Linked DNA regions of Homo sapiens: region 1 is linked to region 2. A link is an interaction called in ENCODE POLR2A ChIA-PET data of the cell type or tissue named here. Cell type or tissue: Panc1. All regions are shown on one strand.

Evidence for each region. ChIA-PET counts read pairs that join two places held together with the same protein. Peaks named below come from ENCODE experiments on the same cell type or tissue, not always from the same donor. Only the 100,000 strongest peaks of a DNase experiment are listed, where the experiment ranks them.
Region 1: POLR2A ChIA-PET joins it to region 2 with 7 read pairs; 2 of 35 experiments call an interaction of 5 or more read pairs at or near these places.

The regions. Positions count from the first base shown.
Region 1 is chr14:77,055,722-77,058,221 of GRCh38, forward strand. All of the region lies in intron 1 of LINC02288 (long intergenic non-protein coding RNA 2288), which reads left to right. Among named protein-coding and RNA genes, the nearest start is that of LINC02288, 16 kb to the left of the region's middle. In Panc1, no CTCF peak of the experiment used is centred here; no DNase peak of the experiment used is centred here; H3K27ac peaks cover 1,291 bases.
Region 2 is chr14:77,393,734-77,396,233 of GRCh38, forward strand. NOXRED1 (NADP dependent oxidoreductase domain containing 1) reads right to left here. Exons shown (of 6, transcript NM_001113475.3): 6 at 288-1,072. The coding sequence ends at 898. Among named protein-coding and RNA genes, the nearest start is that of SAMD15, 18 kb to the left of the region's middle. In Panc1, no CTCF peak of the experiment used is centred here; no DNase peak of the experiment used is centred here.

The sequences.
Region 1 (2,500 bases), 340 kb before region 2:
CCTGAGGTCAGGAGTTCAAGACCAGCCTGGCTAATATGGTGAAACCCCATCTCTACTAAAAATACAAAAATTAGCCAGATGTGGTGGCAGGGCCTCTAGTCCCAGCTTCTTGGGGCTGAGGTAGGAAAATCACTTGAACCTGGGAAGTGGAGGTTGCAGTGAGCCAAGATTGCGCCACTGCACTCTAGCCTGGAAGACAGAGCAAGACTCCATCTCAAAAAAAAATAAATAAATAAAAAATAAAAAAGGAAAAAGTAAATAAAAATTAGTGGCTTAAAACAGCAATTTATTATTTCTCATGATTTTGTGAGTCAGGAATTTGGGCAGGGCTTGGCTGGGTGGTTCTTCTGCTCCATGTGGTGTCAGCTGGGGTCACTCAGCTGCATTCAGCTGGCAGCTGGACTGGGAGGGAAGGGCCAAGAAGGCGTCACTTACAGGCCTGGCACCTCAGCGCTCCTCTGCATGGCCTCTCCACGTGGTCAGCATGGTGGTTTCAGGTCAACTGGATTAATTACATGGCAGCTGGGAATTATATTTCATCCAAGGGAATGAAAGCAGAAGCTGCCAGACTTAGGGACTAGCCCTGAAGTTGGGACAGTGTCACTTCCACCACTTCTACTGCCCCAAGCAAGACACCAGATCAGCCCAGATTCAATGGCAATGATGTTTTGCAGCCTGGCTGCTCCATCACAAGCACTCCTTGCTCTGGCTCCCTCTTCTCCCATCCTTTGCCCAATCCAATATAGCAATGGCAATGATGTTTTTATTTGTTTGTTTTGTTTTTTTGAGACAGAATCTTGCTTTATCACCTAGGCTGGAGTGCAGTGGCACGATCTTGGCTCACTGCAACATCCGCCTCCTGGGTTCAAGTGATTTTCCTGCCTCAGCCTCCCGAGTAGCTGGGATTACAGGTGCCCGCCACCACACCCAGCTAATTTTTATAGTTTTAGTAGAGATAGGATTTTACCATGTTGGCCAGGCTGGTCTCAAACTCTCCACCTCAGGTGATCCACCTCCCTCAGCCTCCCAAAGTGCTGGGATTACAGGCGTGAGCCACCATGCCCGGCCTTTATTTTTGTTTTTAATTTAATTTAATTTTTTGTGAGACAGGGTCTCACTCTGTTGCCCAGGCTGGAGCGCAGTGGCACGATGACAGCTCACTGCGGCTTCGATCTCCTGGGCTTACACAGTCCTCCTGCCTCAGCCCGAGTAGCTGAGACCACAGGTGTGCTCCATAGCACCAGGCTTATTTATGTATTTATTTATTTAGTAGAGATGGGGTCTCCCTATGTTGCCCAGGCTTTGTTGTTCTTTGACTTGCTTCTTTCACCTATCCATATATCCTGGCAGGGTCAGGAGCAGGGTGAGGCAAGCAGGATCCTCTGTGACCCAGAGAATGGCCCTCTTGCACTCTGTGCCCTTTCTCAGTACACGAAGGTCTGCCTCATTCTTGTTTTTTTTTTTTGGAGACAGAGTCTTGCTCTGTCACCCAGGCTGGAGTGCAGTGGCGCGATCTCTGCCCACTGCAATCTCCGCCTCCCGGGTTCACGCCATTCTTCTGCCTTAGCCTCCCCAGCAGCTGGGACTACAGGTGCATGCCACCACGCCCGGCTAATTTTTGTATTTTTAGTAGAGACGGGGTTTCACCGTGTTAGCCAGGATGGTCTTGATCTCCTGACCTCGTGATCCGCCCTCCTCGGCCTCCCAAAGTGCTGGGATTACAGGCATGAGCCACCGCGCCCGGCCAGCCTCATTCTTTTTAACTCTTGCATAGTATTCTATGGTAGAAATGGAACACCATTAACCATTTCCCTCTTGACGAACCTTTAGGTTGTTTTCAGTTTTTGGCTATTACTAAAATGCTGTCTTGAAATCCTTGTAGATGTCTTTTTGTGCATGTAGTAGTTATATAATTTTTACTTCAGTATATATGCATTTTATTTTTTATTATCTTTTATGGAGACAGGGTCTCACTTCCTTGCCCGGGCTGGAGTGCAGTGCTGTGATCATGGCTCACTGCATCCTCCTCCTTTTGGGCTCAAGTGATCCTCCCACCTCAGCCTCATGAGTAGCCGGGACCACAGGCATGTGCCACCATGTCTGGCTAATTTTTTGTAGAGATGGTGTTTCACTCTATTGCCCAGGCTGATCTCAAACTCCTGGACTCACGTGATCTGCCCACCTCAGCCTCCCAAAGTGTTGGGATTACAGGCATGAGCCACCATGCCTGGCCAATGATGTTTTTAAATGCTGCTAATAATAACGTACAAAATTCAGAAAATATAGATAAATAAAAATAGGAAACAAAAACCACCATATACCACGGCCTAGAGACAATCGGAGGTCCCTTCAATACCTACACTGGAGGAGGAAAGAAGCCCCCTCCCCCGGAGAATCTTCCACCCATTGCAGGGGTCTGCTGTGATTTGGGCTCTGTTCTGCTGACAAGGTGGAGCCTGTCATCTATCCCAGACAGAATTATTGCCTCAGATTACATGGT
Region 2 (2,500 bases):
ATGAACCTAATATTTTCCCAAATTGGACTAACAAAATTGTATCAGAAACCATTCTAACACCATACCATTGCATTTGCCTGGCTCACGATTATGTAAAAAAACAAAAGGTAAATGATTAACCTAAGACCATAGTGATTTACATATATAGTGAATGGTTTTGTTCAAAAGCCCTTTAGCATTTAGCAAACAGTAGTTATGTTCTATGACAGAGCATAGTGACATCCCTGTTGTTTTCAACTCTTATAACTGACAAAAAGTATTTGCAAAACATAAAGGAAATCAACAAATTTGCAGTATAGATCTATATTTTGCAAAATTAGTTTTAGCCATTAAATACCAGTTTTTTAAATGGTTTAAATGGGAACAGCTGTAAATAAGATAGTACCAGAACAGTCATATATAGTCAAAATAAGCATGATACAAGCCATAATTCAATTAAGATGGTTTACCATACCTTCACTTCTCTGTCCAAAATTGTGAGAAAATCAAACTGTATCTTTTTCCAGCTACCTACTGCTGGCAAATGGATTGAAACTTGATTTATTGGAAAAGAAGCTGCAGTATGTAATTGTCTAAAACTTATAACATTATAACTTCTTTAATTTTAGAAGAGAAATAATTTGTATTAACAAGACTTTTCTGCGGGAGCAGCTTACTTAAGTTAGGTTGTGTAGTTTCACTAGTTGCTTCTGAGAGCCAGATACATATTGATGGATAGGACCACTTGTTTTATTCTACATTTTAAAGAGTCATCAGTACAGTTTTATAATTCCTGATGTCTATCATGTGGCAAACACAATACAGCCACAAGACTCCCACAGTCAATTGTGATAATCAGGGCACAACTATTATAGGGAAAATCTGTGAGTGGGAAAAAATCCTGATTCCTGAGTTCTCTTATTGGGATGGAAAGCCTGTGGAAATGACTGGCTGTTCTTTGGTTAGGGAGATGCCAAATGAAGCACAGTATAGATGGGTAAGGTGGTCTTGGAGAACAGGACTACTTGAGAGATGCTGGCTAAACGGAGTTTCCTTGAGTTGCACAGCAGTCAGATCAAACCAGGGGAAAGGCCTGAGGTGAAAAAAATATTGTTACTTTTTTATGTCTGTTCAGTATATCTGATTTGGCTGTTAAACACATCTTTTAAAGAAAGTTTTCCTCATTACCTTTTCATAAACTAGAAACATTAATACCTTTTCATAAACTAGAAATTCAGCTAGAACTAGTCAATGTGTAGATTTAAGTGTACTTAATGGTGATTTCTCACACTTATGTACATTTCTCTAAGTGCATTTGGAGAGGAATTCATTGTTAAAGAATTATTATAATATTAACATTGACACCCTTTGCAGAAAATTTTTCTTTTTTTTCTTTCTTTTTTTTTTTTTTGAGATGGAGTCTTGCTCTGTCGCCCAGGCTGGAGTGCAGTGGCGCGATCTCGGCTCACTGCAAGCTCTACCTCCCAGGTTCATGCCATTCTCCTGCCTCAGCCTCCCGAGTAGCTGGGACTACAGGCGCCCGCCACTACGCCCAGCCAATTTTTTTGTATTTTTAGTAGATACGGGGTTTCACCGTGTTAGCCAGGATGGTCTCAATCTCCTGACCTTGTGATCTGCCCGTCTCGGCCTCCCAAAGTGCTGGGATTACAGGCGTGAGCCACTGCGCCCGGCTGCAGAATATTTTTCTCGAATTTAGAAAGAACATATATAAGATCGTGGACATTAAGCAAGGAAGAAGTCTAATTGCTTTTAAGATATCCTCTTTAGCTGTATAGATTAAAAAGTAGGCTGGGCACAGTGACTCATGCCTGTAATCCTAGCACTTTGGGAGGCCAAGGCAGCAGGATCACTTGAAGTCAGGAGTTTGAGACCAGCCTGGACAACATAATGAGACCTCATCTGTACAAATTAAAAAAAAAATTAGCTGGATGTGGAGGGACACACCTGTAGTCCCAGCTACTCAGGAGGCTGAGGTGGGAAATTGCTTGAGCCCAGCAGGTCGAGGCTGCAGTGAGCTATGATCACACCACTGCACTCTAGCCTGGGCTACAGAGTGAGACCCCCATCTCTAAAAAAACAGAGAGGAAAGTTAATATGCAAATGAATACCTAACGGGGCAACATTAAGTATTAGTCTATAGTGTAATTCAAGTTAAAAAGCCTTAAGACATAGGGTTTCAATATTTTTCAAAAGATCAGGAGAGACAGGCATGATGGTGCGCACCTGTAGTCCCAGCTACTCAGGAGGCTGAGAGAAGAGGATTGCTTGAGCCCAGGAGTTCAAGGCCAGCCTGGGCAACATAGTGAGACCCTGTCTGTTAAAAAAAAAATCAAGAGTAAGGCTAAGGCAAAGATACCTGCTCTCACCAGTCTTATACAGAATAGTACTAGAAGTTCTAGGCAATGCAATAAGGCAAGAAAAGGAAATTAGAAGGCATGGACATTGGAAAGGAAGAAATGAAACCGTCTCTATTTATACATGACATTATTATCTATGTAGA